Regions from separate parts of the Homo sapiens genome. Here all the other regions are linked to region 3. The links are chromatin loops, found by intact Hi-C in ENCODE. Cell type or tissue: dorsolateral prefrontal cortex. All regions are shown on one strand. Region 1 overlaps BASP1-AS1 (BASP1 antisense RNA 1). Region 2 overlaps MYO10 (myosin X). Region 3 overlaps MYO10 (myosin X).

The links. A loop is a pair of places that touch in the nucleus more often than their neighbours do. Peaks named below come from ENCODE experiments on the same cell type or tissue, not always from the same donor. Only the 100,000 strongest peaks of a DNase experiment are listed, where the experiment ranks them.
Region 1: a loop joins it to region 3, with 4 times the contacts of the local background. A loop is called at or near these places in 4 of 110 quality-filtered maps.
Region 2: a loop joins it to region 3, with 4 times the contacts of the local background. A loop is called at or near these places in 5 of 110 quality-filtered maps.

What each region holds. Positions count from the first base shown.
Region 1 is chr5:17,130,634-17,134,633 of GRCh38, reverse strand. BASP1-AS1 (BASP1 antisense RNA 1) reads left to right here. Exons shown (of 3, transcript NR_027253.1): 3 at 2,734-4,000. Among named protein-coding and RNA genes, the nearest start is that of MIR10522, 23 kb to the left of the region's middle. In dorsolateral prefrontal cortex, a CTCF peak has its summit at 1,932 (motif pointing right); no DNase peak of the experiment used is centred here.
Region 2 is chr5:16,775,164-16,779,163 of GRCh38, reverse strand. The region is part of intron 9 of MYO10 (myosin X); the gene reads left to right. Among named protein-coding and RNA genes, the nearest start is that of MYO10, 160 kb to the left of the region's middle. In dorsolateral prefrontal cortex, a CTCF peak has its summit at 2,340 (motif pointing right); a DNase peak (open chromatin) is centred at 2,332.
Region 3 is chr5:16,688,798-16,692,797 of GRCh38, reverse strand. It overlaps MYO10 (myosin X), which reads left to right. Exons shown (of 41, transcript NM_012334.3): 28 at 2,879-2,974. Among named protein-coding and RNA genes, the nearest start is that of RETREG1, 74 kb to the right of the region's middle. In dorsolateral prefrontal cortex, CTCF peaks have their summits at 2,151 and 2,353 (motif pointing left); a DNase peak (open chromatin) is centred at 2,355; H3K27ac peaks cover 3,287 bases.

The sequences.
Region 1 (4,000 bases), 440 kb before region 3:
TGTAGTTCTCTTTTTTAAAAAAAGTTATTAGGTCTTCTTTAATTTATTTTATCAACACTTTGTAATTTAGCAAAAACCTGTATAAGAATATTCAGGCCGGGCACAGTGGCTCACACCTGTAATCCCAGCACTTTGGGAGGCCAAGGTGGGTGGATCACCTGAGGTCGGGAGTTCAAGACCAGCCTGACCTACATGGAGAAACCCTGTCTTTACTAAAAATACAAAATTAGCTGGGCATGGTGGCACATGCCTGTAATCCCAGCTACTTGGGGGGCTAAGGCAAGAGAACCACTTGAACTCGGAAGCTGGAGGTTGCAGTGAGCCAAGATCACATCATTGCACTCCAGCCTGGGCAACAAGAGTGAAACTCTGTGTCAAAAAAAAAAGAAAAAAGAATATTCATAGTAGCTCTTATTCCCAAGAGCTAAACAACTGAAAACAAGCCAAATGTCCCTCAGTGGGCAAATGGTTAGACACACTGTGGTCTAGCCATACCATGGAATAGACAACAACTTGAATGGATCTCAAGGGAATTATGCTGAGTGAAAAAAAAGTCCATCTCAACAAGTTATGATTCCATTTATATAACATTTTACAATAACCGAACTATAGCGATAGAAAACAGATTCATGACTGCCACAGGTAGGAGTGGGAGGAAGAGAACTTGGGTGTAGACATAATGGGGTAGCCTGGGCTAATGGCACAATTCTGTATCTTTTTCTGAGACAGGGTCTTGCTCTGTCACCCAGGCTGGAGTGCAGTGGCGTGAGTGCGTGATCATGGCTCACTGCAGCCTTGATCTCCCAGGCCCAAGTGATCCTCCCGCCTTAGCCTCCTGAGCAGCTAGGACTATAGGTGCTGCCATCACACCTGACTAGTTTTTTAATTTTTTTGTAGAGATAGGGTCTCCCTATATTGCCCAGGCTGGTCTCAAACTCCTGGCCTCAAGCGACCCTCCTGCCTCAGCCTCCTGCAGCGCTGGGATTACACATGTGAGCTACTGTGTCAGGCCACAATTCTGTATCTGACTGTAGTTACAGGTACATGAATGTATACATGTGACAAAATTGCACAGAACTTTATACACACACACACACACACACAAATGAGTGTTTGTAAAGCTAGTAAATGCAATTAAATCTCTATGGATTGTACCAATATCAGGTTCCTAATTTCTATAATGTGTCTGGTTATATGGACATGACCATCAGACAAGGCTGGGTGACGGGTATGTTGGATCTCCCTGTACATTTTTTTTTTTTTTGCAACTTCTTGCAAATCTATAATTATGTCCTTAAAACAGAAAAGTATACCCTAAAACAAAAGATCTTTAGGAAAAGAAAGAGTTGCTTAGCAAAGCCAGGCCTACAGATAGCAGCTTGAGTAGAAAACCGAAGAACAGGCTTCTCAGAGCCCAGTGAAGAAAGAAGCGTTGGCCAAACACCCATTTCTTAACTCCAGAAGTAAATGCAGGAGACACAAGGAGAGAAATAATTGATTTTGTGCAAACCAAACCAGTTCTGATCCCAGCCCCCTGTGTTCTAACTACAGGAGTGTACTGCTTTTCAAATCCACAATGTTTTATGGCCTTAACGAGCCAAGCTGTGTAATTATCATCACACTATGATGCCACACCTAATTTTAAAATCCCACAATAAAGTCACAGCAGGAAGAGGACAGTTACAAAAGCTATATGATGTGATTGTCATTCGGCTTCCGCTACAGTTAAAATTAATCTGTTTCTTTTTAGAGTCTCAATTCTTTCAGAGTATATGTTAAAACACTGCTTCTTTTATGTGTGTTATATTTTTCCTAATGGTAAAACATTGGTAAAAATCAGTTTGAGTGAGGCTTAGTCTAGCTAAAACTAAGCCCTGAAACTGATTCACGGAACACAGCTTGTATTTTTTAATCTGACCACAAGAGGGCTTCTGTTTTTCCTAGTACTAAAAAGGCAGCAGAGTAATCTTTAATTTAGAATATGCAAATATCTTACAAGGGAAAATGAGTTTTAAACCAAGCCCTCCCTGCAAACACCAAGATTTGACTAACTGACTATACAGTTTTTTGTTTTGAGACAAGGTCTTGCTCTGTCACCCAGGCTGGAGTGCAGTGGCATGATCACAGTTCACTGCAACCTCTACCTCCCAGGCTCAAGCCATCCTCCCACTTCAACCTCCTGAGTAGCTGGGACTACAGGCATGCACCACCACATCTGGCTTCTTTTTATTTTTTATTTTTTTATTTTTTTTAGAGAAGACGTCACTATATTGCCCAGGCTGGTCTTGAACTCCTGGACTCAAGTGATCCTCCCGCCTCAACTTCTCAAAGTGCTGGAATTACAGGCGTGAGCCACCATGCCTGACCAACTATACCGTTTTGTAAAAAGTGAAATTTACTGAAGAATGTCTATAAAATATACTTCAAAACTCGGTTTTCCTTTTTTAAATTTGACATATAAATGATGAAAACTAGCCAACCACTTATAAAGCATGTTGATGATTTCATTTCCCAGTTGGCAAATGAAATAGGACCAAGTGCCGTCTTTCTTTTTGTTAGCTTTGTTATTAACATATATAGCTCAGCATCGTGCTCTGAGCATATTGCTGTTATTGTTCAATAACAGCTCTACAGCCAATGGTTCCTTATACATTATTTAAGATAATTCTGTGATGCCAGAAAATGAATTTCCCTAAGTGTACCCTCTCCACCCACACTAACCTTTATTTATAGGTTTCAGTCGATTTGATTATAAAGCAAAGGTTTGGGAAGAAAGACTCATATTCCTCCTGAGATGCAACCTCAAGTCTTAGGAAAAGAAAGTTTTGAACTCAGGTTCCGGGAATGTGGAAGAGGAAGCTCTTAAAGGGCAAGTAGACTTTGCAACATGCTCGTTTTCAGGATTCTCCTCCTTTGTCCTCAACCCTGCCCAGTGTTCCCCTAACTCCACCTAAGCCACTCCATAAAGTTAGGTCCCATTCCTCTATTCCTTCACTACTAATGACAGCTAATAGAGCTAAACAGAATACCACAATAAGCCAGAAGCTGCCTTTTTTTATTATTATTATTATTCATTGCCCAATTTGTAGAACTCTCTGAATTCAATTAAAGTTTGGCAAAGCCTGTGCAAATGAAACCAAGTACCTATTTTTTGCTCATCATAAACCCAAAAGTTTTCTAGAGAACTAACTGAAAGAGATTTTCACCAAATCTTTTTATTTTTTTAATCTAGAGAATACAATTGAGAACCAAATCAATAAATATCCTCAACTGTTACCTTTGTTATAAGGGAACTACGATGAACCGTGCTTGCCCCACATTTACCCTAGCAGCAACTATGCTTTTTCTATCTCTGGCCTTACCCTGCCTTCCTGCCTCCAGAGTCTGAGATGGAGAAAGGCAAAGTCAGATGGAGGATAGAGCTGGGCAGGGAGTTGCTGCCAGCAACAATTGGAGTTGCTGGTTTGCTTTCAACACTGACCCCACTTTATTGGCCATGAGTTAAGGCAGTCAAATGGGCATCTAGGAAACATGACCAAGATCTGCATTAGGGAAGCAAAGCAGATTAAAAGGCACAATTGCTGGCCAGGCATGGTGGCTCACACCTCTAATCCTAGTGAGAGGTGAAGCCAGTTGGACTTCCTGGGTCGAGTGGGGTGGGGTCTTGGAGAAATTTTCTATCTAGCTAGAGGATTATAAATGCACCAATCAGCTCTGTGTCTAGCTAAAGGTTTGTAAACGCACCAATCAGCACTCTGTAAAAACGCACCAATCAATGCTCTGTGTCTAGCTGAAGGTTTGTAAATGCACCAATCAGCACTCCGTAAAACGGACTGATCAGTGCTTTGTAAAATGGACCAATCAGCAGGATGTAGGCAGGGCCAAATAAGGGAAAAAAAGCTGGCACCCAAGCCAACAGGGGCAACCTGCTTGAGTCCCTTTCCACATTGTGGAAGCTTTGTTCCTTCACTCTTCATGATAAATCTTGCTGCTGCTCACT
Region 2 (4,000 bases), 86 kb before region 3:
AATTCTATAGCTAATAACAAATCTGCCAGCCATTGGCCCAGGTGACTGTTGTTGCAGAATTTTGCTCCTTTGTTCAGCTAAAACCTGGGGTCTTGTCACACGATCAGGAAAACTTAGGCACAGGGACACGTTGAAGGGTGAGTAGAGCAGGGTTTTATTGGGTGAAAGGAAGATGGCCAGGCGCGGTGGCTCATGCCTATAATCCCAGCACTTTGGGAGGCCAAGGCGGGCAGATCACGAGGTCAGGAGATTGAGACCATCCTGGCTAACACGGTGAAACCCCGTCTCCACTAAAAATACAAACAATTAGCCGGGCGTGGTGGCGGGCGCCTATAGTCCCAGCTACTCGGGAGGCTGAGGCAGGAGAATGGCGTGAACCCGGGAGGCGGAGCTTGCAGTGAGCCGAGATCGCGCAACTGCACTCCAGCCTGGGAGACAGCGAGACTCCGTCTCAAAAAAAAAAAAAAAAAAAAAACCTCAGCAAAGCGAGAGGTGTTCCTGCTAACAGGCCCCCACCTCACATGTTGATTTCCAGGTCACTACAGGAGCGGAAGAGAGCAGGCTTCTCTTCCCCGTGGAAGAATTCCCCGTGGCCCCACCCACTTCCCCCAGTGCGTACGTCAGGCTCCAGTTCACTGTGGGATGCCCAGACAAGCCCTGGGCAGGTTCCCTCATCGACCCAAAAGCATCTAATGTAAACATTCTTGGGACGCTTGGAGATTCTCCAGGGACCCCATTTTATCTGCCTAAGCATTTGGCTGTCTCATGTTAAGGTATCATCCAGCCCTCGTGGCTTGTGATGGCCATTTCTGGTTGCGTGAGCATTAGTCATCCTGTCTCTGCATTGTGGCATGCCATGGTCTCTTGCAAGGGCTTTGTTACAAGGTATCTGCATTTAAGATAGCCCAGTCATCGAGCGTTGCGAACAGCCCCACCCAATCGGGCCTGGCCAGGAGATTTCATCACTGTGATCTTAAGTTCTTTACCAGAGCCCTTATTAGAACAGTTAGATGCAGCCGGGCACGGTGGCTCATGCCTGTAATCCCAGCACTTTGGGAGGGTGAGGCAGGCGGATCACGAGGTCAGGAGTTCAAGACCAGCCTGGCCAACATAGTGAAACCCCGTCACTGCTAAAAACACACAAAAAATTAGCTGGATATGGTGGCGGGCGACTGCAGTCCCAGCTACTTAGGAGCCTGAGGCAGGAGAATCGCTTGAACCTGGGAGGCGGAGGTTGCAGTGAGCTGAGATCACGCCTTTGCACTCCAGCCTTGTGACAGTGCAAGACTCCGTCTCAAAAAAAAAAAAAAAAAAAAAAAAAAAAGTTAGATGCAATGCACCTAGGGTGGCGTCATTATCATTCTAATCATCACAAATGCAGCTGACATTTAGTGAGCACTTACTGTTATGAACTTCACATGGAGTTTACTTTCCAATCACTCTCATCAACCCTCTGATGGTAGGAAGTATGGTTGTCTCCATTCTAAGACTCAGAGAAGTTAGTGACCAGCCTAACCTTACCCAGTACCTGGTGCAGCCCATATCCATACACAGTCTAACTCTGGATCCCACACTCTAAACCGCGATGCAGTAATACCTGGTTTCAGTGCACCTCAGATTCGTCCTCCTAGGCTGCCGCTGGAAGACTAGCAGCTCTTCATTCTGTTTTCCTTTTCATTGTCATAGATTATTTGTTACAACTGTCTGTGGAATGAAATCAGAATATTTTTAACAAATGGATATAAATCATGCATCATTTCTCTATGGCTAACATGTGTCTCCTTAAGTTGAAAATGAAATTCCAAACGGACTAGGCTATATACATGATTGTTTTCCACTCTGCCTCCCTTTTAAAGATGTCACAACCTGCCATTTATAATGCAGAGCGGTTTCTCGCTCCATCTCTCCTATTTTCTAACCTGTTAACAAAAACCCTCCTGCAGACAGCACCTTTTGGCATCTGCCTGCGGAGGTGTGGGATTTGGCCTTGCACGTTGGGTTTTATGCAGTGTTTTTCTAAGTATTTTAATTATCTTTTCCAATTTTATATTGGCCCTTTAGACCTCTCACTACTCAAACCTTCCATCACGGTTCATTTATTACTGTCTGCTGAAAAGATGATGTGTTAGAATAAATTCTCATTCTCGTTTTTGAGGAGCAGGGCAAAAAAAAAAGACTTGTCTCTGGCTTTTTTCCTATTTTATTTCTTGTTTCTTTCTTGAAGTAACGAACAATAATTTGTGATAAAAGAATACAGACAAGACACCTGATTATCCACATGGCAGTGTCACTGCAGGTCCCATCACCTGCGAGCTCGCTTGTTGGCCGCTAGGGAGCACTTGGCAGTGGCAGCTCCCTTGTCCTGGGAAGGCCCTGAGAAATCAGATACTCCGTTGGTACTCTGTGTTCTCTCGGGACATCATTTTCCACTTCAGAACTGTCTGTTCTTTTTGTCAGCTACAAGTAAACTTTTGGAACTTGGCTTCCCTTCAGTGATTGCTAGCTTTTATTGCTACATTGAAATAATAGGTCTTGGCATTTGAAATTTGATTTTATGACAAAAGGATATGTCAATCACCTAGAAAGGAAGAGAAATTTATACATGAAATTGACATAATGAGCATACCTAACAAATTTATTCTAGTTAATACATTCTACTTATAAAAGATATTTATAGATCCTTAAATATCTAATTTGCAATTACTTTTTAGTGTTAGTCTAGCAGGTGTATCAATGAAAACTTAGCTGATGTTTATTAATATCACAAACATGACATTTTTGCTATAATAATAGCAAAATTTAACCCGTTACTCTTTAACCTTGTACTGGAAATTCTAAGCAGTGCAGCAAAAAGAAAAAGAAAAAAAAAAGTGTAACTTTTGGGAAAGAGGGAGGAAAATATATTCCTTTCTATATACAATAAGATTTTCTTCTCCCAAACCTATGAGAATCAAGAATTGGGGGATAGGCGGGGTACAGTGGCTCATGTCTGTAATGTCAGCACTTTGGGAGGCTGAGGTGGGCAGATCACTTGAGCACAGGAGTTCAAGACCAGCCTGGGCAACATGGCAAAAACCCATCTCTACAAAAAAATACAAAAATTAGCCGGGTGTAGTGGCACACACGTGTAAACCCAGCTACTTGGGAGGCTGAGGTGGGAGGATGGCTTGAGTCTGGGAGATGGAGGTTACAGTGAGCCGAGATTATGTCACTGCACTCCAGCCTGGGCGACAGGGCCAGGCCCCATCTCAAAAATAAAAAAATTAGAAAAAGAATTGGGTCATGCCTATAATTCCAGCACTTTGGGAGGCTGAGGCTATGGATCACGAGGTCTGGAGTTCAAGACCAGCCTGGCCAACATAGTGAAACCCCATCTGTACTAAAAATACAAAAATTAGCTGGGCGTGGTGGCACGTGCCTGTAGTCCCAGCTACTCAGGAGGCTGAGACAGGAGAATTGCTTGAACCTGGGAGGTGGAGGTTGCAGTGAGCTGAGATCGCGCCACTGCACTCCAGCCTGGGCGACAGAGCAAGACTCTGTCTCGAGAAAACAAACAAACAAACAAACAAACAAAATTGGCCAGGCATTGTGGTGTACCTGTAGTCCTAGCTACCTTGGAGGTGTGAGGATTACCTGAGCCCAGGGAGTTCGAGGCTGTAGTGAGCCATGATCATGCCATTGCACTGCAGCCTGGATGACAGAGTAAGACCCTGTCTCAAAAACAAAAAACATGATTCTTTTTATCAACTTTAATGTTAGTGTATTCTGGCAATAGGACCTTTTAAGAATTTTGCTTATTTCATTGAGAATTTGCCTTAATGTATTTTTAAAATTTATCATTGGTCGCAATAAACATTAATATAAAAAAGTACCTATGAGGTATTCTGAACAGTTTTAGGAGCGTCTTGGTTTTTCCTGGGGCAGAGGCAATGAACCTATGCTAAATTTCATAGGCATTTCTTATACAGCCCTTCAAATTGCCCCTTAAAGTGTTAGGTCA
Region 3 (4,000 bases):
ATTTCTGTCACCTCCTATAGAACAGGAACAGTGAGTTATTATGGAAAACTTCAATCATGGGCAAGAGTGGGTGGAAGAATATAATAAACCACGGACTTATTCCAGAGCTTTCGGTGGCTATCCACCCATGGCCAAGAGTGTTTCATCCACAGTTCTATCCAGTCCGCTCCCCCAGCAAACCACCTCCTTTTATAGCAAGTCCCTATCATATAATTTCTTCTGTAAATATTTAGTAGGTATTTAAACATTCTAATACATAATCACAATACCATTATGACATTAAAAAAATAATGTTAGCTCCTAATATTATCCAAACTCCCAGTCATTGTTCAGATTTCTGCAGTGGCCTTATTTTTTTATTTTTATTTTTATTTTTTTGAGACCAAGTCTCACTCTGTTGCCTAGGCTGGAGTGTAGTGGCACAACCTTGGCTCACTGCAACCTCTGCCTCCCTGGTTCAAGCGATTCTCCTGCCTCAGCCTCCTGAGTAGCTGGGATTACAGGTGCCTACCACCATGCCTGGCTAATTTTTGTATTTTTAGTAGAGACAGGGTTTCACATATTGGCCAGGCTGGTCTCAAACTCCTAACCTCAGGTGATCCGCACACCTCAGCCTCCCAAAGTGCTGGGATTACAGGCGTGAGCCACTGTGCCTGGCCTGCAGTTTCCTTATAAGTGGAGGTGGTAGTGTTCTTGTTGGTTTGGGTTGGTTTTATAGTTATTTTCTTCAAGTCAGAATCCAAATGAGGTCTAGATGTTGTCACTGGTTTTTAGATCACTCAAGTCTCTTTTAATGTATAGATGCCCCTCTGCCTTTCTTTCACTTGCTGTTTGTAATGGAACATGTTAGCTCGCTTATCCCATGGTTTCTAGATTTCACCAACCCTATATGGGCATGTGTTTGAACGTGTTTCTCTTTCTCATTTGTTTCTTGTGAATTGGTCATTAGACCTAGAGAGTGATCGAGTTCAGGTTTTCTTTCTGTTTAAGAGTGCTTCACTTGTGTTGGTATTGATTTCTGTTAAGAAGGCTTAGAGTAGCTGGTTGTCCTCTTGTGATGTCAGCAGTAGTTCTGATCTTGATTTTTTTTTTTTTTTTTGATACAGAGTCTCGCTCTGTCACTGAGGCTGGAGTGCAGTGGCACCATGTCGGCTCACTGCAACCTCTGCCTCCAGGGTTCAAGTGATTCTCCTGCCTCAGCCTCCCGAGTAGCTGGGACTACAGGTGTGCACTACCAAGCTTGGCTAATTTTTGTATTTTTAGTAGAGACGGGATTTCACCATGTTGGCCAGGCTGGTCTCAAACTCCTGACCTGAAGTGATCCGCCTGCCTCATCCTCCCAAAGTGCTGGGATTATAGGCATGAGCCGCCACGCCCGGCCCTGATCTTGATTTTTTTTTAAATATTTCATCTCAGTGATTCTAGCTATGAGGTCAGATAATACTTATTTTCTAACCAGACTATTTTAGTTTTGTTGCTGTAAAATACATGTTTTATTGTGAACATTTGTACTTTTTTTTTTTTTTTTGAGACGGAGTCTCACTCTTTCGCCCAGGTTGGAGTGCAGTGGCGCGATCTCAGCTCACTGCAAGCTCCACCTCCTGGGTTCACGCCATTCTCCTGCTTCATCCTCCCGAGTAGCTGGAAGTACAGGTACCTGCCACCTCACCCAGCTAATTTTTTTGTATTTTTAGTAGAGATGGGGTTTCACCGTGTTAGCCAGGATGGTCTCGATCTCCTGACCTCATGATCCGCCCGCCTCAGCCTCCCAAAGTGCTGGGATTACAGGCGTGAGCCACCACGCCCGGCCGAACATTTGCACTTCTTTAGTTATCAGAGCAAGCTGGCTTTATGCCCCAAACCCTTCTTCATCAAACGTATTACTATCTCTGGTCTGATCCTAACATCTGCTGCTGTTTTACCCTGATTTTGTTAACCTGGTTCACCAATTTTATTTCTCTAGTGTTGTTTAGGGAGGGTTGCAGATGAGATCAAGATGGTATTGAGACCAAACACCCCAAATCCTGCGCCTCACTCCCAGCACCCCTGATGGAAATAATGTGCACATCTCAAGCAGAATTCAGACGCAGATGCCCTGGCCTTAAGCTGGGAGAGAGCTGTGATGAATTAGGGAAAGAGCTCACGCCGGGCCGAGGTTGGCTTTTGTAGATTTGAGAAAGGGTCCAAAGGAAGTTGCAGGCAGGAGTGGGGGCTGCTGCCCCTGGCCTGTCTGGGTCCTGAGCAGGGGTGGGCATTGGGCAGACCAGTGTGAGGGGAGAGAGCCTCTCCCCTAGAGAAGTCAGGGGAACCCTGCTATCCCTGGCCACACCAGCAGCCTCCTCCCTGGGCAGCAGAGATGAGACTGGCTCCCCCTAGAGGGTGTCTTCATCATTGCTAAAAGAAAAACCATTGTAGGTCCCTCCATGTCTTTTGGTGACGGGTTCCAGAACCACCACCCCACTCCCCACCCCACTGCAGCCATCAAAATCCCCAGATGCTCGAGTTCCTGCTATAAAAGGATGTAGTCATTGCATGTAACCTATGCATATTCTCCCACATGCTTCAAATCGTCTCTAGATTACTTACAATAGCTAGTATGTTGCAAATGCATTGTAAATAGTAGTTACACTGTATTGTTTTTTAATTTGTAGTATTATTATTTTTTAAATTGGATTTTTATTTTTGATCTGCTGCTGGTTGAATCCACAGGTGCAGAACCCACAAATCCTGAACTCGCAGATATGGAGAGCCAACTGTGTACCGTTTCGTCAGTAACAGACAGTTCCCAACTCTAGTCATTGGCTTCATTAGTTGCTTTCCTCAGTTATTCAGAATTTGGTGTTCCTGATGTGCGTTTGTTGCTTTTGCTTCTTTGCAGAGAGATCATAGATAACACCACCAAGGAGAATGGGATCGACATCATTATGGCCGATAGGACTTTCCACCTGATTGCAGAGTCCCCAGAAGATGCCAGGTGAGTCTGCGCTGTTGACTTTGTGTTACCCACATCCTGCTCCCTCATGCACAGGTGTGAGCATCACACAGAGCACTGTTTACTGTACTGGCCTTGAAAAATTTTAATTGACTTTTTTTGAAGAACCAAGAGTCATACGAGATTGATGCACTTGTCCCTTGGGGAATCTTTCCCTGGGCAAATGTGTTCAAGTACAGCACAGAGTTCAGGATTTCCAGCCTCCAGTGCCACTAGACAGATCCATTGTCACCTGTCTCTCAGGCTGTTACTGTCACCGGTAGCGTGTGTAAATTATACAGCTGCATGAAGCTGAAAATCTACCCTCTGGAAGCTTCTGAGCTTTGAAAGTGAATCATTTGTGTTTGCATAAGGACGAAAAAGGGCAGGGAGCAGTAACTAATGGCTGTTTAAGTAACTGATAGTGCTATGGCACTGGGGGGTTTTAAAGATCTTAATATTGAAGAATTCAACGGAAGAGGTACTAACTTACACAGAACTTACTATTAGCTTGGTGCAAAAGTAATCACAATTATATTTCAGGCTAATATTCTAAATGTTTCATACCTAAGTATTTCAGGAAGTATTCTAAATGCTTCATAAATATTAACTCTTTTGATTCTCTTGGATCCTGCAAGGTAGACATTAATTATTACCATCATCCATACTTTGCAGAATAAGAGACTAGGGTACAGAGAACGGTTAGTATCATTTGTAATGCAGTGCAACCTCAATTCTGTTGAATGGAGACATTGAACTTCTTAAAAACATTTGCTCCTAAGGAGCTTTAACTTTTGACTGAGATTAGAAGAGGGTGGAGGCCTTCATTGGCTGGGGCAAGTTGTCTGTAGCTTCCTGGACTTCAGGTTTCCATGCTGGAGTGCTGAGGAGACATAGCACAAAATTAAGGAGACTTAGCATTTGCTCTTCAGTGTGATGGATCACAGGGTCACCTTGTGGATCTGACACCGTGGAACGTCTGTCCTGTCTATTCCTGCAGCTTGTGAGTTTGTGAGTCTGCAGGGTTAT